Linked DNA regions of Homo sapiens: region 2 is linked to region 1. The links are chromatin contacts, found by Hi-C or POLR2A ChIA-PET in ENCODE. All regions are on one chromosome and are shown on one strand. Each heading gives the region's core, a stretch centred on a gene start or an enhancer-like site at or near the end of the contact. The rest is flanking DNA. Distances are from core to core; before and after follow the strand shown.

Region 1 (3,406 bases), core at 354-2,853:
TGGAGAAATCCCGTCTCTACCAAAAGTACAAAATTAGCCGGGCGTGGTGGCTCATGCCTGTAATCTCATCTACTTGGGAGGCTGAGGCTGGGAATTGCTTGAACCCGGGAGGCAGAGGTTGCGGTGAGCCGAGATCACGCCATTGCACTCCAGCCTGGGTAACAAGGGTGAGATTCCATCTCAAAAAAAAAAATTGGTTTTGATTGGGTGTTAATTTGAGTAGGTTCACAGAAATATCAACCTTATTTTCCTGTGCAGTGAGAACATTTTGTTTTCCTAATGATGACCAGGTTGTTCTCATCTCTCTGATTATTAGCCTGTCCTTGGAAACCATTAGAAAAAGTCTTAAGATTCCCAAGATGTCAGGTACAAATGCCACCTTCTGAAGTTATCGTGTTTGAACGGCAGTGGGGAAGCCACTTGAAGCACTCACACCAAGGCGGGGGTCAGGGACTGGCAGCAGCGAGCCCCCGCTGCCCACTGCCCAGAGGCCTGCCCCGTGCCATACGAGGCATATTTGGGGAAGGCTCCAAGCCTCAAAGATACAGCTCCTTTGTGGCCAGGAGACCCAGCTCTAATTCAAGAAAGAAGTGAACCCCTGAGAGGAAGCCGGAGTCCTGGGGGACTTGCGGGAGCAGATCTCCAGGCCAGGACCCTCACTTCTGGATGCACGGCGGCTCCCCCTGCAATGCCGCCAGTGGAAGGGGCCAGTGACATGAGCGAAGAGGGTGGGCCCTGCACACCCAATGCTAAATCTTCCAGTACCAATGTTTCTAAAAAAGCAAAAGTAAATGGGTGATATTTGTTTTAATAATCTATTTTTTAAAATTTTAATTAAAAAAATTTTTTACTGATTTAATTTTAATTAATTAATTGTTTTTAGAGGTGGGGTCTCTGTCATCCATGCTGGAGGGCAGTGGCACCATTACAGCTCACGGCAGCCTCAACCACCCGGCCTCAAGCGATCCTCTTGCCTTGGCCTCCCAGTGCTGGGATTACAGGAGTGAGCCACCATGCCTGGCCAGCAATCTACTTAAACAAACATATCCAAAATAGTTTCTCAACATATCATCAACAAAATATACTATTGATGAAATACTGACATTTTACAAAGAAATTTTTTTTCTCACCAAATCTTCAAAATCCAGCATGAGCTTTGCACTCACAGCAGTTTGAGAATGGAACTGGCCACGTTCCAAGGGCTCGGTGGCCACAGGGAGCTCCTCAGAGCGCAGCCAGGCCAGAGGCTGCACCGAGGTGCAGAATCAGAGGAGGCACCGGAGACCCCAGAGTCCAGTCTGAGACGGCACAGGGAGCAGGTCTCTGGTGGCCTTGACAAGCTCCAGGATAGGGTGGGGAGGGGACTGGACCCTGGGGACCTCAGAGCAGAGCAGGGGAAACAGGAGCCCCCACCTGGGGAGAGGGGGCCTCCTCTCCAGGAACCCCAATCAAGACGAGCCTCACGTGACTCCCACTTCCTCTTGGAGGGTGCAGGGGCCTCTCCTGAGGTGAGTTTTGTTTCTGATTTTTTCAGGGGAAACTTCTCAGCACATTGTCCTTGGCCAGATGCCACAGGAGCCGCTGACCCAGTGACGTCACCTCATTCTGCTCAGATCGCACCCCCTGTCCGTGGGGCACTGAGGCAGGAAGAGGAAACTGCTGTAATCTCAGGAAGCTTTTGGCCAGTGGGGCCCTAGAGCCCTGCCCAAGCCCTACTGGGTGTGGCCCCGAGTCCAGGAACCCCCCTCCCCCCTGACCCTCATGTCCCCTCGACCTCTGTGGCATTTTATAAAACAAAGGGGCCCCGGAAAGCGGAAGGAGGGGGTCACACGTGTGAGCCCTGAGCACCGAAGCTGCCCCCACAGGCCCTGGAATCCTCCCCGTGTCCAAAGACAGCCTCCTCTTCAGTCAGTGCTCCCTGTCGTCCCCGGTCCTGGGCCTGGAGGGCTGCTGTGGGGCAGGAGCAGTGGCCACTGGGTCTCTGACCTGCACCAGGAGACACGGGGAGGCTTAGGCCTCTGAACCCACATAGAGCAGGACCGCAGCCCCAGAAAAGGGAAGATTTCAGCAGAGGAGGCCTGTGACGAGAGAGGCGAAGGCTTGAGGGGCTCCCTGTGGGGCCTGGAGTGTGGAAGCCCCATTGGGGCCTGGCAGGGACCTGTACCAAGACAGTGAGGTCCTGCAGCAGCTGGGGTGAGGAGAGGAGACTCCCAGGCCTGGTAAAGCGCACAGGGGCCTCTGGCACCCCTACAAGAGGAGGTTGGAGTCACCTGACGCTGTCCTGATGCGGCTCCTGCAGAGAAGACTCCTTACTTAGCCCACAGTGCTTCTACCCGCCCTGACACCGTCCTGATGGGGTCCTGCAGAGAAGCCTCCTTACTTAGCCTACAGTTTTTCCACACGCCCTGACACCGTCCTGATGGGGTCCTGCAGAGAAGCCTGCTTACTTAGCCTACAGTGTTTCCACACGCCCTGACACCGTCCTGATGGGGTCCTGCAGAGAAGCCTCCTTAGCCCACAGTGCTTCTACCCACCCTCAATGTATAACTTCACGTTCAGAAATGTGTTACCCCCCTCCTCAGACCTCACACAATTCACGAATTTCCAAACAGCAGGAAACAGAAACTTCTAAGAAAGCAGAACCCTTGAGTCCAGGTGGGAGAAGGTGCCTGAGAAAACAGCCCTGCCAGAGACAGTACCCCAGCATCCGGACGTTACTCCACAGACGGCCACGTAAGAGACCAGGAACCACCCTTCCCACGGTACCCCAGCGTCCGGACGCTACTCCACAGACGGCCACGTAAGAGACCGGGAACCACCCTTCCCACGGTACCCCAGCGTCCGGACGCTACTCCACAGACGGCCACGTAAGAGACCAGGAACCACACTTCCCAAGCCTTCTGCACTCCCAAAAACATCAGCTTCCCGGAAACCTGAGACATGCTCAAGGAAGAGCACGGTGTGAAGTCAGCTGTGGGTGGAGGATGACCCAGGTGCCCAGGCAAGAGACTGAAGGCACAAACTGTTTCAGTATAATAAAGAAAATGGAATAAGAACAGTCATAGAGTCATAACACAAATTAGATATAGAGATGATCACGGACAATTATCAATCGTTATTATAAACATTATTAATCATTAGCTTTTAATATTACTCTTTGTTCCATTACTATATAACCTGGGAATAACCGGCGGGTATAGGGTCAGGTGCTGAAGGGACGTTGTGAGAAGTGACCTAGAAGGCAAGAGGTGAGCCCTCTGTCACGCCAACATAAGGGCCGCTTGAGGGCTCCTTGGTCAAGCGGTAACGCCAGTGCCTGGGAAGGCACCCGTTACTTAGCCGACCGTGAAAGGGAGTCTCCTTTCCTTGGAGGAGTCAGGGAACACTCTGCTCCGCCAGCTTCTTG
Region 2 (3,406 bases), core at 613-3,112, 88 kb before region 1:
GCGCCCCGAGCCGCACCCCCGTGCCCGCCTCCCGCGCGCGTCCTCGTTCTCCGCCCTCCTCACTTGGAGGGCGCCCAGGGCGCAGGTGGGCGCGGGGTAGGGGAGCGAACCAGAGCCCCTCGGCCTGCGGGGCCGCAGCCTTTTACCCACGTTCCTGCTTCAGGACAGGCGCTGGGGGCCCAGCGCGCACGGGGAGCGGAGGGGCGGCGCGTCCGAGCTGAGCGGGAGTCGCCCGCAGGGTGCTGGGTGCTGAGCGTCGAACCCACCGGGCAGGGGCGGCCGCGGACCGAGGACGCTGGCTGGGTCTGAGGGCGGGAGGAGCTGGCGCTTTCTAAGAACCTCAAGGTGCCCAGCAGAGTGCGGTGGGCAGTGCGAGGCGACCAGGGCCAGGCTTGGACTGAGATTCTGGGCGCCTCGGAAGAGCTGTGCGGGCGAGGGTCGGAGACTTTGTGGGTGTTCATGCTCACCCTGGACGGTGGACCTGGGGGCTCGGGGGTGCAGGACGTTAGCAGAGAGAGGGAAGGAGAGGGTGCCAAGCCAGCCCTGAGAGATGGTGACGCTGAGACCGGGTGCACAGAGCAGCCGCCGAGCCGGGGCTTCACAGTTGGCGGCTGACCCCAGGGCCTGTGCTGGAGGCCCTGCTCCTGCTTCCTGCGGGGGTGCCCTGGGCCCTGCTGTGCCTGCTTCCTGACCTGCAGTGTGGGGAGAACCTTCTTGAGGGGCTTCCAAGGACCCACTTCAAGGAGGGGCTGGTACCAGGCTCTGTGGGGGAAGGGGTGCTGTCTTTGGGACCCTGAGCCCAAGGCCCACCATCACCCAAGGCTGAGTACCGGGACAAAGGAAGGTCCTAGCAGGGCTGGGACTCAGTCAGACAAGTACCTGTAGAAAGCCTGCTGCTGAGAGGGTGCTCAGCCAGGGCCGGGAGGCTGGATGGCAGCCCTCCACAATGAAGCCCTGCCCCCATGTGGCTGAGGGCAGGGCCAGGGTCCAAAGGAGACCCTTGTCTGATTCTGTGGGCAATACCAGCCACCGGTCACTGGGTCCCCAGTCCCAGGTCAACCTGGGGAGTGTCAGTTTGGTGACAACAGGAGATGCCATCTGCCCCTCATCTGCTCTGAGCCAGGAGCCTCGGCCACCTGTGTTTGCTCCTTATTTGGAAAAGGGGGCGCTGCCCTCCCACCCCAGCCTGAAGGGAAGGTCCACAAGATGCCATAGTCCCTTGTAACTGCTCACCCATCGGGGGAGCTATGTCTGGGAGAGGGACGGGGAGAGGGCGGAAGAGTTCTGCTGGAGCCCCATTGTTGACCGGGAGTTTCTGAAGGCCCTGTTCCCCGGGGTCAGAGGTCAAAGACACATGGGGGAGCAAACCGGCCCCTTGGCTCCTGAGTGTGAGCTCTAGTAGCGTCTGGAAGGCATGCCGCGCGGTCCCCGGTCCTCCTTGTATGTGTGCAGGGTGGCCCTGGCGGGGGTCTCCTGGCTGGAGGACCCCCCATGCATTACCCCTGGAACCTGCCCCTTTGAGCACCCCCCACCCCACAACACACACGCACACACACAAACGCACGCACACGCACATACTGCACACACATTGCACACACGCAGACACACTGCACACACACACACACACACACACACACACACACACACACACACGCTGCACAGAGGAAAGTGCCGTGCCTGGGTGGGTTGGGGCGGGCTCCAGAGGAAGGAGCCGCTTGACTCAGAGCTACAGGAAGAGCCGGGGCAGGCGGGGTGAGAACCACCAACTGCCCGTCCTCCCGCCCGCCTAGGGAAGGGGTGGGTGCCTGGGTGGGGTTTAGGGTTAGGAGAGGATGTGACTGCAAGGCCAGGAAGCTACAGGGAAAGTTCTGATCAAAATACACAAAGACACAAGCCAGGTCCCCACCGCGCTTGGCGATGCATCCATAGCAGCCTTGGTGCTGTGGACACTCCCTGGGGCCCAGCGAAGGGGAGAGTTTGCTCCCAAAGGCGCACCAATGACCAACATTTGCCCCCCGGAGGAAAGAACTGGAACCAGGTGACTGCCTTCCCCGCTGCTCTGAGTGAGCCTGTGTCAGGGCCTGGCTGAGAGGAGGCCCACGGCGCCCAAGACCCATATGCATGTGTGTGCATGTGTGTGTGAGACAGAGCGAGGGGCAGCAGGAGGCTGTGTCGCATCAGCGGCCAAGGGTGGGTGTCAGGTGCAGTGTGTGTGCTGTGGGGTGCCTGTGGTCCTAGGCTCTGTGACAAGCGTTGCAATGGGTGTTGTATATACTCAACAGTTGTGTGAGGGGTCTGCAGCCTAAGCTGTGTGCAGTGGTAATGGGAGGTGTGTGTGGTAGGAAGTGTGCTGTGTAGGAGGTGCAAGTGTGCACACGGGCTGAGACTGAAGCTCTGTGCAGGTGCACATGGGCCAGAGGGCTGTGTGTATGTGATGTGTGCAGGGGAGGAGGGGCAGAGGAGAGGGTGCAGGGGAAGTTAGGGAGGGGAGGGGGTACAAGGAAAGGTGTGCAGGGGAGAGGGTGCAGGGAAAGGTGGGGAGGGGAGAGGGTGCAGGGGAAGGTAGGCAGAGGAGAGGGTGCAGGGGAGAGGGTGCAGGGGAAGGTGTGCAGGGAAAGGTGGGGAGGGGAGAGGGTGCAGGGGAAGGTAGGCAGAGGAGAGGGTGCAGGGGAAGGTGTGCAGGGGAGAGGGTGCAGGGAAAGGTGGGGAGGGGAGAGGGTGCAGGGGAAGGTAGGCAGAGGAGAGGGTGCAGGGGAAGGTGTGCAGGGAAAGGTGGGGAGGGAGAGGGTGCAGGGGAAGGTAGGCAGAGGAGAGAGTGCAGGGGAAGGTGTGCAGGGGAGAGGGTGCAGGGAAAGGTGGGGAGGGGAGAGGGTGCAGGGGAAGGTAGGCAGACGAGAGTACAGGGAAAGGTAGGGAGGAGAGAAGGTGCAGGAGGAGGCAGGCAGAAGAGAGGGTGCAGGGGAAGGTGGGGAGGGGAGAGGGTGCAGGGGGAGGCAGGCAGAGGAGAGGGTTCAGGGGAGAGGGTGCAGGGGAAGGTGGGCAGGGGAAGGTGGGGAGTGGAGAGCGTGCAGGGGGAGGCAGGCAGAGGAGAGGGTGCAGGGGAAGGTGCGTAGGGGAGAGGGAGCAGGGGAGAGGGTGCGGGAAGAGGGTGCAGGGGAGGGTTTGCAGGGAGAGGGTGCAGGGGAGAGGGTGCAAGGAGAGGCAGGCAGCGGAGAGGGTGCAGAGGAGGGTTTGCAGGGGAGGGCACCTGCTTTCTTGCTGTGCTCGTATCCTGGCAGTCTGCCCTTGACTTCCAGAAGGCTCTGAGGCTGCTTTTGGAGGGAGGACTTTGAGGTCTGAGCTTGGGGCGGTCACGGAAGCACTGCAGGAGATGCCAGGGGTTCTGCTGGGCTGGCGGTGTGACCTC

Evidence for each region. A loop is a pair of places that touch in the nucleus more often than their neighbours do. ChIA-PET counts read pairs that join two places held with the same protein, here RNA polymerase II (POLR2A). Pooled maps may share reads with other maps.
Region 2: a loop to region 1 is called in a pooled map, with 2.0 times the contacts of the local background. The contact joins the promoter of SIGIRR here to the enhancer-like site in region 1. A Hi-C loop is called at or near these places in 3 of 168 maps with a recorded cell type or tissue (CD4-positive, alpha-beta memory T cell, breast epithelium and naive thymus-derived CD4-positive, alpha-beta T cell) and 10 of 50 pooled maps. POLR2A ChIA-PET finds 5 or more read pairs at or near these places in 10 of 52 experiments (CD4-positive, alpha-beta T cell, CD4-positive, alpha-beta memory T cell, Panc1 and 6 more).

What each region holds. Positions count from the first base shown.
Region 1 is chr11:325,353-328,758 of GRCh38, reverse strand. It overlaps IFITM3-AS1 (IFITM3 antisense RNA 1), which reads right to left. Exons shown (of 5, transcript XR_007062540.1): 2 at 1,131-3,406. Among named protein-coding and RNA genes, the nearest start is that of IFITM3, 6.2 kb to the right of the region's middle. RefSeq lists enhancers at 1,223-1,272, 1,333-1,702, 2,123-2,262. Within about 2 kb of position 1,603, at least 33 of the 41 ENCODE cell types and tissues checked have a DNase peak (open chromatin) inside an H3K27ac peak, as active enhancers do; they include CD4-positive, alpha-beta T cell and breast epithelium, where a contact is called at or near this core.
Region 2 is chr11:413,455-416,860 of GRCh38, reverse strand. It overlaps SIGIRR (single Ig and TIR domain containing), which reads left to right and starts at 1,862. Exons shown (of 10, transcript NM_001135054.2): 1 at 1,862-2,038. RefSeq lists silencers at 1-119, 180-249 and an enhancer at 770-1,389.